2 separate regions of the Homo sapiens genome follow, and region 2 is linked to region 1. Evidence: read pairs that join two places in POLR2A ChIA-PET (ENCODE). Cell type or tissue: HepG2. All regions are shown on one strand. Links, peaks and the distances in the headings refer to the core of each region. The heading gives the core; the rest is flanking DNA. Region 1 overlaps AGXT (alanine--glyoxylate aminotransferase). Region 2 overlaps RNPEPL1 (arginyl aminopeptidase like 1).

The links. ChIA-PET counts read pairs that join two places held together with the same protein. Peaks named below come from ENCODE experiments on the same cell type or tissue, not always from the same donor. Only the 100,000 strongest peaks of a DNase experiment are listed, where the experiment ranks them.
Region 2: POLR2A ChIA-PET joins it to region 1 with 5 read pairs; 1 of 35 experiments calls an interaction of 5 or more read pairs at or near these places.

Annotation. Positions count from the first base shown.
Region 1 is chr2:240,873,376-240,878,694 of GRCh38, reverse strand. AGXT (alanine--glyoxylate aminotransferase) reads right to left here. Exons shown (of 11, transcript NM_000030.3): 6 at 4,633-4,717; 7 at 3,491-3,586; 8 at 2,691-2,760; 9 at 1,063-1,158; 10 at 545-673. Among named protein-coding and RNA genes, the nearest start is that of AGXT, 7.2 kb to the right of the region's middle. In HepG2, for the core only: a CTCF peak has its summit at 4,261 (motif pointing right); DNase peaks (open chromatin) are centred at 2,094 and 4,424.
Region 2 is chr2:240,577,136-240,582,498 of GRCh38, reverse strand. RNPEPL1 (arginyl aminopeptidase like 1) reads right to left here. Exons shown (of 11, transcript NM_018226.6): 11 at 1,127-4,900. The coding sequence ends at 4,607. Among named protein-coding and RNA genes, the nearest start is that of CAPN10-DT, 6.5 kb to the left of the region's middle. RefSeq lists enhancers at 2,376-2,495, 2,993-3,287. In HepG2, for the core only: CTCF peaks have their summits at 2,174 and 2,557; a DNase peak (open chromatin) is centred at 2,238; H3K4me3 peaks cover 909 bases.

The DNA.
Region 1 (5,319 bases), core at 1-5,000:
CTGACGTCAGCCTCCCGCCTGGGACCTGCCTGACCCTGACCGACAGCTGGCCAGAGCCAGGATGGGCTCACCTGAGTGAGGACCACCCACCCAGCGTCCATGAGGGGAGTTGACAGCCCTGTGCAGGTCACAGAGGGGGCCCTTGAGCACCCAGGCCAGGGCAGGCTCTCCTCCCTCTGCACCCGCAGCCACACGGGAGGACAGGGTGGTGCAGTGAAGGTCCCTCCCCACTGCCACTCAGAGACACAGCCAGGCCCAGGCGTGGGGCTTCCGGCCTGGTTCCAGGGTCTGGTCAGAGGGAAGGAAGGATGTTCCGAGTGGAATCATAAAGGCTGCACCTGGTGACCTCAGTGGGCTGGGGTGGGAGCAGGGGCGACAGGATACGCTTTACTGGATACCCCTTGGAGAGTGGGCCCTTCTGGACGCTCCTGCAATCTGGGCTTTCGGATGACCCCGGCCTCCCCTGCACCTGGTGCACAGTCCTGCTCAAGGAGGGGTGGCGGGTTTGGTTTCTGCAAAAGGCCCTCGAGGCGCTCCCTCTCACCTTCCCCGTGGAGGGCCCAAGGCCACCCATGATCTCAATGTCGAAGTGGTCTATGACGTAGCTGACGATGTCTCTCCAGTCATAGCCAGCGGGTACAGCCACAGTGGTGACTGTGGGAAGCCGGAGCGCCTGCAGGAGGGGCCTGGCTCAGTGCGTGGGTGAGAGGCCCTGTACGGGCCTTTGTGACAGCTCTTGGCCTGCACCATCTGCCCCAGCTTCAGGTTCCAGAGGAGCCGGGGGAGAAAGGGCCGGGAGAGAGCAGGGACCCCACCCCTTAGGAGGCGGTGGATGGGCACCTTCCCACTGGGAGATCACAGGCCGTCCTGAGATCCCGCATCAGAGGCCGGGAGCTGTGACTTCGTGGCTCCTGCCGAGACTAATCCCTGGCACCGAGGCCACACCACCGGGCAGCCGCCCCCTCCTTCTCAGGAGCCAGTGTCCCTCTTGAGGGGGCTGGGCAAGAGCCCCTCATCCTTCCCCATGGGTGCAGGGCTGCCCAATGCCAGGGGCCTCCTTACCGGGTCCTTCACGAAGAGCTGCAGCCCCAGTGCCTGCAGGCGCCCATGCAGATACGCCGCGGCCTCGCGGTGCTGGCGCCAGCTGTTCTCCAGGCCCTGTGTGGGAGATGGCGCTGGTGGGCAGTGACATGGGTGGGGTGGGCAGGAAGCCCCGCCCTCTGTGGTGCGGGAGGAAGAACCTGACTCTGCAGGCCTTGGTGCAGGGGAGCCCCTGGAGCCCCCAGTTTGACTTTGCCTGGGGCAGGGCCTGGGACTACCCCAGGGCAGAAGGAAACATCTGGGTCTGGGAGAGACAGAGGAGGGTTCAGAGAGACAGAGGGGAGGTCTGCCTGTGGCCCCTGGGGGAGAAGAGTGGAGAGTGCCTTGCAGGGGGAGGGGACTGGGCAAGGAGGGGAAGGGCTGTTGGGCTACACAGGGCTGGAGTGGATCAGGGCCAGGGCTCAGGGTGCTGGCTCCCAGGCCCCCTCTCCTCTCAGGGCCAGCTCCCCCGACCTGGCATCCTCCGCAGCACTGCTCCTGCCTCAGCTCTGGACAGGTGAGGGGTGGTCTCTCCAGCCCTGGGCCCCTCAGTGCCATTACCTCTGGTCACGGGTCCTCCCGGCCTCCAGCCACCAGCTCTCATGGCCACCCCAGGTGGGTCCCCGGAGCAGCAGCTGCTCTCTACTCTGGCCCTGGCCCGTCTTCTCTGCGCATGTGCCCCTGCAATCTGCACTCTGCCAGGTCCCTGTGCCTCTGCCCTTGACTGTGCCCTGCTGTCTGGTCCTGTTCTCTTCCTTCTCTGCCCAGCTCACACCCCCCACCCACCTTTACGACCCTAGAGCCTTTCCCTGTGTGAGCGCCTGACCCCTCGCCTTCCCCCGCGGGTGCGGGTGGCATTTAGCTTACAGGGGCACCCTGGCACTAACCCAGCCCTAGGCAGTGGCTTTATGAGTGGACCCAGGAGGACAAACGTGGCAGGCACGGCCTTGCAACCTCATGGGAAGCTGGCTGCAGCCCGGGGATCCTTCCTGGACTCTGGACTGGTGGCTGGCAATGGGCCCTGTGGGACACAGGACCCAGATGAAAGTAGGTGGGACTTCCTGTCTCGTGGCCTGCAGAGCTGCTGGGCCTGAGGCCACTCTCAGCCGCCTGTGTCCTGAGAGTGTGGATGTTGCAGTGTCCTGAGAGTGTGGATGTTGCAGTGGCCAAATCAACCCCTGGTCACACCCAAGTGCTCATGCTCAGCTCTTGCCCTGCCATAGGAGCTGGACAAGCCTGCAGGAACTGCCAACCCTCACTTTACATCCACGCCCACCTATCTGTGGGCACATCTCTGGCCCCTTCGGCCTCCCCTTCTCCCAGCCCACCCACTCACTGGGCCTCACTTACTGCTTCACACAGCAATGGAAGGGTTGGGAGCATCCACACCTGCCCCATTGCTGCATCTGTCCCTGGGGCTGTATCCCCCTGGCCCTGCCCGCAGCCAGTGTACCCGGGGCCCTGTCCTCTCTCCCCCACCCCCACTGAGGGCCTCTCTCTGGCAGGCTCCCTTTTCTCTGTGCACCAGGGATGGTTCCTTCTCTGCAGGCCGCGCCCTCGACAATCCAGCCAGTGGCCCTGTCTCCTCCTGTGGAGTGCAGCCCATGCACCTGTTCCGCAATGAGGGCCAGGCTCTCTCTCAGGCTGTACAGGCTGATGACGGGGATTGTGTGATGGTACCTGGAAGACACGAGGGGGCTTGGTCCAGCACCATGGGCAGGGTTGGGGGCAGATGGGGCATTAGCTCTGTCTGCCCCAGCCCCAACAGCACAGGCTCTCTGACCACAGGCCGGTATCCTCCGCAGAGGAGTCCTGTCCGGGTTCAGAACTTTGGACCGGGAAGGCAGCTTCGTCTGCCAGGGAGAGCATGGCTTGTGTAGGGCCCAGCCAGGAGGCAGTGGGTGGCTGCAGGAGCAGAGACACGTGCCACCACCTCCCTGCGGAGCCCCTCAGTCCCAGCGTGCCTGCGAAGCCGGCACTGGCCCTCTGTGCCCACTGGGCTAGGGCACCATTCCTGGCGCCTTGTTCCTGTGTGTAACATAAGGGGCCTTGGGTTTATGGCCAAGGTCGTCTTTTCAGAAGGGGTAAGCTGAGGCCCAGGAGTGGGGAGATGTGGCAGGGCCAGGTCCAAAGTGCCCGAGGGTGTGCTGGGACCTCTGGGGGGACAGTGTTTGTGGAAGCGGCAGTGGGGGCCATGACCCTGCCCAGAGCCTCGGGCCAGTCGAGGAATGGGGGAACCCAGGGTGGGGCATTTGACTGCCTGATGCAGGCGGATTCTGGGGCTCTAGTTGGGGTTCTTGAGGCATGAAGGTGGGGGGCTTGGAGAATCCCTGAGTGCAGTGAGAGGCCAGCGCCCCACCTCTCAGCCATGCCCAGCGCCCTCCACCTTCCCATCCCTGCCAGGCCTCACATCCTGGGCTGGTCGTCACAGCCCCAGAAGTTGGCCAGCCACTTGATGTCCAGGTAGAAGGAGAAGGGCTTCGTCTTGCGGGAGTACATCTTCTTTCTGGGGAGAAAGAAGCAGGCTGAGCACCAGCCTCTCAGTTTGGGCTGAAGGCCAGGGCAGTCTCGCTGGCTGTCCTGTTTCACGGGAGTGAGACGGGGTGGGGCCCCCAGGAGGGCCCGCCCCAGCTGCATTTGTGCTCAGGGGCCAGAGTGGGACCGGGTGGGTCGTGGGTCCCTCAGCTGTCCAGTCCCGCTGGCCCTTGGGCCCAGCTGTGTGACCCTGCCATGGGGGCACCAAGGCCAGCTCCCTCCACTCTGTGTGCCCCTTTCTCTCCCCCAGCCCCTCCTACAGGGTCAGCCTTCATTTCTCACATCACCCAAAGGTGACTGCTTTCGGGCCCCAGGGGACACTGGCCAGGCTTGAAACTTTAAATGTGTCCGTCTCTACAACTCCAGATGGAGGGGCCAGCCCCGGCCTCTCCCCAGGCTCCTGACTCACACCCAGCCGCTTCCTTCACCCTCCCGTGTGGTCCAGCTGGCATCTCAGACCTCCCACGTCCAACACCGAATTCCTGACTTCTCCCCGAAGTCCTCTCTGTTCTGGGGAACGGCACCTCCAGTTGCCAGGCTGCAGCTGGATGGGAACCGCCTGTGAGGTCTGGCCCCCTTCCCCTACCCCCTGCCCGGCCTGGCTCAGAATCTGGACACCAGGAGCGGGAGGTGAGATTGGGACTGCAGGGGGCACTGTGTGTGGCCCACGTTGTCCCTTGGGGCAGCCCCTGGAAGCTGAGCCAGGGCAGAGGCCGGTCAGGGCACTGGGCCTCAGGCCCTCAGTCCTTTCCTGGTCACTCCTTGCTGTGAAGCTGGGAACTTCCAGAGCAGTGGACTCTGCACCCTGCACACGCCTGCAGCCCTCCCCTCGCCCGGCCTCCCCACTCCCTGTGAACGCAGTGCCTTTGGCCTCCCAGAGGGTGGGCGGGAGAGCGCCAGGTGCTGGAGGAGCATGGGGAGCCCTTCCTGCCTGGCTCCCGCCCCTCCCGCCTCGGGCCACCTGAGCTCCCTGCAAGCCCAGCCCTGCACAGAGGTGAGGGTCTGTGGGTCACTCACTTGGCCTTGTCACTGAAGGAGATGAGCGAGGTCCCTGGAGGGGCGTTCAGGGCCTTCTGGGAGCCCGAGTACAGGATGTCGATGCCTGTAGATGGGTGGTTTGCTCGGGACGGGTGAGTCCCACCTCAGGGCAGGCCAGTCCAGCGGGATGCCTGCCTAGCTAATGGGCTGGTAGGCTACGACCCTACCACGAATCCGTACACGATAGCAGGGGAGATGTGGAAGGGAGTCCTGGGTTCAAATCTGGGCACTGCTGCGTGGCAGCCATGACCTCAGGCCTGAGCGTTTTAGCGCAGCTTCTCCCTCTGCTGTGCTGGTCCCCAGGGACAGCCCTGCCACCCCAGGCACCGTGTCCCTGGGGCCCTCCCCAGGTCCCTGCTTTCAGTAGTAGTTTGAGGATCAGCCCAGAAATCCCTCCCTTCCTGCCTGAGAACTCCCAAATCAGGAGGGGCTCTGCAGAAACAGACAGGCTCCCATGGAGTGGGTGGGCAGGCACCGCAGTGGATGCAATGTGCAGGCTCTCTCCCGTAAGCGGATGGGCACAGGAGGCTCCTTGGCCCCTCGGCCGGCCTGGTTGAGGTTCCCTGCGAGGTGACCCTGACAGTGGTGCTCACTGCTATGGGCAGCCTGGCAGGGCGCAGGGCAGATGTGAAACTGAGCCTCTGGGGGGTTGGGCAGAGGGGTGCC
Region 2 (5,363 bases), core at 74-5,073, 300 kb after region 1:
TCCTTATAGGAATTTTTTTCCTAACTCTTTGTATGAAGTGGTTTTGTGTTCTTCAACTTTATTGTGAGGATTATGCAGATAGTTTGCACAGTTGACTAGTTATCTGAGGGGAGCATATTTTGGATGTGGGCTATTTTCTGCATTGTGGGTGTTGTATTCCCTCCACACTGGAATTTTTCTGTTTGCTCATTCATTTGGAACAAGGAGAGGTTTATCTGGGCCTGGCTGGATGGGTGGGTGGGTGGTAGTGATCTCCTTAGCACTCTGCCTGTGCCTGTTAAAAGCCCCTCGGATCTGTGCTGGGCCTGGCCACTCTGTGGACACCCTTGCCAAGCTCCACCTTTAGCTGGCATGTCCGTGCTCTTGGGCTTCTCTCTGACCAGGTGATTATTCCGAGAGATGGGGGGTGGGGGGGAGCGGAGACTAACAGCTGACATCAGATTCCTCTTAGTAAAAGGACAGTCTTTGTTAGGAAAAACATCTTGGTGGGTGCTTGAGTAAGAGCCCTGAGGGCATGGCTAGTTGAGGTGGCTTAGCTTGCAGGATGTGAAGGTCTGATGGGAAGGGAAGAGAGATGTGGGGGAGAAAATGGCTGAAGAAATGAGGCTGAGTTGCGGGGTGGGGGCAGATGAAGGGCCATGGAGGGGACCCCTGGAGGGTAGAATGCAGGCAATGTTGAGAATGAGGATGCCTTGATTGACTGGAACTTATTTTTTTTTTTTTTTTACTCTCCACGACCTAATATCCCCAAGTGCATTTTCTGTTCCTATAACAATACCACGGACTGGGTAATTTATAATGAAAATAAATGTATTTCTTATAGTTCTGGAGGCTGGGAAGTCCAAGGGCGAGGGGCTGGCATCTGGTAAAGGCCTTCTTGCCACACCATTCCATGGGGGAAGATGGAAGAGCAAGAGGACACACAGCAAGAGACAGCTAAATTCATTTTTACAACACATGCTCATGATAACGAACCCACTCTGATAATGACATTAATGCATTCATCAAGGCAGAACCCTCATGGCCTAATCGCTTCTTAATGGTTCCACCTCTTAATACCATCACAATGGCAATTAAATTTCAACATGAATTTTGGAGGGAACATCCAAACCAGAGCACTGTTGACTGAGTTTTCATTTTTTATTTTAGTAATTGCTTTTTAAAAAATTTCCAGGGTCTCTGACTGGTTCTTTTTTATAAACTACCTGTTCTTGTTTCATAAGTGCCTCTTCATATGTTATGGTTTATTTCAAAAGTCGTCTTTAGGTCTGAGATTTTGATTATATGTGTTCTAAAGTCCTTTTCTGATTTTTCTGTTGCCTCTGTCTCAGGTGTAAGTTTGGGTTGAGTGGCCTGTTTTCCTTCACACTGTGTTGCTGCCCTGGGCAGGTGATTCTCAGTTGTGCCTTACCTTTACATCTGGAGTTTCCTAATGTTCTGTGCAAAGCATCTGGCCTTAGGAGAGAAACACCACCAATAAGTCCCAGTTAGAGTAGGGATGGCAGAGAAACACTCTGGGAGACAAGTCTGGACTGAACCTGTCATGGCCTGAGGGACTTAGAAAACCTTATTTGGACCTCCAGGGCCTAGAAATTTGCATGGGTCTCCTTCACTGTTTTTTCAGGCTTCAGCTTTCTAATCTATCTCTGTAGAAACCAGTCTTTCATCACGCTTCTTTTCCCTTTTTGAACATCATCTCCTACCTGCCTGACTAGGCCCTAATCCCCAAAATGCAGATCTCTCTCACATTCTGGCCTCAGCTCCGTCGTTGTCATTAGTGCTGTTTGCCATCTGCCCCCGCTTTTGTGCATATGGTGGGGTTGCAGCCCCTGTGGTTGTAGGCCCCTTAGAACTTCCACTGCCAGTGTGAGCCCCTCAACAGCTCTCTTATCCCTGGCAAGGTGCCTGGAAACATTTGAGATCTCTGTTCATCGGTACGGGTCCGAGAGTGGTCACATTGAAGAGAATCCCCCCTTCCCCTGCCAGCCTGAGGTGGGCCTGCAGCATGAGAAAGCTTTGTTGTGTGAGACGTCTGCGCTTCATAGTTGTGTGGCTGGAGCATAACGTGGCCTAATAGAGAAGCTGGCCGCTAGGAGAGGGGTGCTGTGCTAATAAAACGTGCGACCTGCCAGGATTTGGAATGTGGGCAGGCTGTTAGGTGGGGCAAAACATTTGGTAAAGCTCAACTGGGATGACTCATGAGGCAGACCGTGAGCTAAGTGTGCGTATCTAGTGGAGAGGTTGGGAAACAACACTGGCCTGAGTATCGGCCGGAGGCTGCATTGGACAAGGGACTGCAGGGAAGCGACGAGCTAAAAAAAAATTCTGCACTTGCAAGCTGGGTGGAAGAGGAACAAAGGTCAGGAACACAAGGACTTAGGGCTGAAAGAGCCCTCCTGTGTACCCCACGGGCGGGCACAGAGCCAAGACAGATTGTGGTGAGGGTGCCATCCTGGATCCAGATGCCCTCCTGCCCCCAGGGTCATGACGCTGGGCACTGCTGCTGAGTTTCCCAAAGCCAGGTGTCAGGCACAGGTGCGCAGCTCAGCAGCGTCCGGAGGTGGCGCTGTGGGCGTGGCTGTAGGCACGTGGAGTGGAGTCACCCGCAGACCACAGAGTCATTTCGAGAGCTGAATTGCAAAAGAAAGAAGAGCCCAGGATGAAAGTCTGTGACTGCTGGGACTTGAAAACAACCTTGGCGGGGAAGAGGCTGAGAAAGCAGTTCTGCCACTGAGCAGGGCTCCTTTGAGGACACCATCAAGCATGGTTAAGAAACAGGAAAGGGGTCCTCCCAAGGCTGGAGCCCCAGGCCACAGAGAACATGACTTGGGGGAGTGGGGTGTCCACTCCCAGGCAGGGGCCCTAGCTGTGCCTGCCTGGCAAGACTTTAGATGGCCATGCAGCAGGGGCTGCCAGGTGCCCTCCATACCCGCTTTCACAGGGGTTACTGCAGTCATCCTATCCCTGGGTGTGAGGGGCAGTGGCAGTCTTCTAGTTCCTAGGTCTCTGGATGGGGTGGCGCCTCCCCCAGACCTGATGTGAAGAAGGTACATGAAGCAACACATGTAGAGACGGCCCCAGACCCTAGACCAGAGTTGCCACCGCCACTGGAGGGGACTCATATGTCCTTGGGAGGGGAGGGGAGGGGCGGGGCATCCAGAACAGGAAGGAGGGTGAGTGGGACATTTGGTGACTGGGGACTGGACAGTGATGGTATCAGGGTTATTTGCCCAGCACCTCCTGCCCTCCCCACTTCCTGGCTGCCATGTGTGGAGTGGGGCTGTGACTGGGCCTGGCCAGCGGGTTGGGAGAAGAGACGTGCTGCTTCTGGGCCACGGCATGTTGGCCAGGTGTGCGTGGCACTGAGATGGTGGCGCCACATCCTTGGGGACTGTGAAGGGCAGCGACACCTATCGCCTGGGAAAATGGAAATCTCAGTTCTCCAAAACAAAACATGCCTGTCACCTTGTACCCATCTTGGGAAAGGATCACCACTGAGGCCGGGATTTGGCTTAAGCCACAGGTGAAGGCCCAGAGTGAAGGTGACACATGGCTTTCCTGTGACATCCAGAGGCTACTCAGGCCCAGGGGGTCCAGCCAAGGGGCTGGGCAGGATTCGGGGAGCCTGCTCTCGGGCTTATGTATCAGAGGAGGGGGCCACACCCAGCTCCTGACCAGCTCCAGGCCCCAAGTCCCGGCAGGCCAGCCCACCCTACACAGCCAGGAAGATGCAGAGGACAAGAGTCGCGAGAAAGAGCGCAGGAGATCAGGTTTGCAGAGTGGAAGTTTAATGGGACCATCACCGTGATACCCCATCACAGCAGTCCCAGGCTGGAGGCCCCAGGCTCTGGCCGCCTCTCCCAGCATGGTGGGCCTGGAGAGAGCACCAGCACCACCTCCCACTTTCCCTGGGGTATTGCTTTGCCCCTGTGCCTCCCACCCCAGGAAGCTACAAGAGACAGGCTGTCCTGTCCCCACACTCTCCCTGGGTCCTGGGACTCCCTGTTCTGAGGGGCTAAGGTTGCCTGGGGCCAGAGGGCCCTCCCCAGGGACAACCATCCTCTCCCTGTGTCCCCTGCCCCCCACACTGAGGGAATGTCTGTGTCCTTGTTCCTCTGCCAGGGGCCAACTGAGGCTGCCAACCCCAGGGGCGGGGTGCAGGGCTGTGCGGGGAGGGTGGCTCAGATCCCTGCAAGGAGGCGTGCTGCAGGGACAGCACAGCCTGGGCCCCCGGCAGACATTAAGGCACAGTGTGGCGGTCACCATAGGGCTGCTGGGGCCCTTGCCCCGGGGCGGCACCTGGCAGGTGCTGGCATCCGGGGCTAGGCACAGCTGTCAGTGTTGAGACAGGAGGCATGGTGTGTGCGGGCTGGCCCCAGGGCCTGCAGTGCAAGAGAGCTGGGAGTGGGGAGGCCAGGTCCACAGGTCTCTGCCAGACACAAGGAGGTCCCTCTCCCCATTCTCCCTGCCTGGGAGAGCCCAGGGGAGGGGCTTGTGGGCCTGGGCAGAGCTCATGGCCAGAGCCGAGACGCAGTCATGGCAGGCCTGGCCCACAGAAGGCACAATTGTGGTGTCTGGGAGGTCGAGGGTCAGCCCGCCAACAGGGCTAGGCAGACACATTGACGTCCCTGAGAGAGATGGCACTGCTGGGGGCCTCGTCCCCAAGCAGCAGGGCCTGTGCGTCCGAGTCTGTGTCTGCTTCAGCCTTGCCCAGCTCCGTGCTGGGCTCTGAGGCGGGCTCTGTGCTGGAGCCCAGGCCCTGGGACAGGATCTGCTGGATGGCTCTGCGCAGGTTGGGGTGCAGCCGGCCCTGCGTCTGGTAGAAGACCTCCAGCGCGAAGGACTTGAGGGCACCGGTGCAGAGGTCCTCGTACAGCGGGATGGTGTACATGCGTGACATCTGCAGGAGGGGCACTCGGTCACACTGGTGGGCTCCCCAGGCCCCTCGAGCCAGCCCACCCTGCCAGCCCGGCCAGGCGGCCCTCCTGCCCCTGGCTTCCCAGCTTCATCATTAGGGCTGTGGCCTGGACTCCGGTGGCCAGGAGGCCTACCATTAGCCTCCCACCTCCACCCTGCCCTTCCAGGCCAACCATGGAGGCCCCATCTCCAGGGAACCTGGGCTGGAGGGAGCACATACAGGGAGCAGGGCAGCCAGGGCCCACGGGCCTGAGGGCTCTGGCCTCCCTCTGAGGAGCTGGGACGTCCCCTCTGCCCAGACCAGGACGCTGAAGGCCCAGGGCCCAGCAGGCTGTGGTGGCCTGGACCCTAAACTCCTGCTCCCAGCTGGTCCCTTCCACAGTTTCTCCAAGAACTGGTGGAGTCCAGGCTGCCCTCTGGTACCTGCACCCGGTGCATGCCCCCAC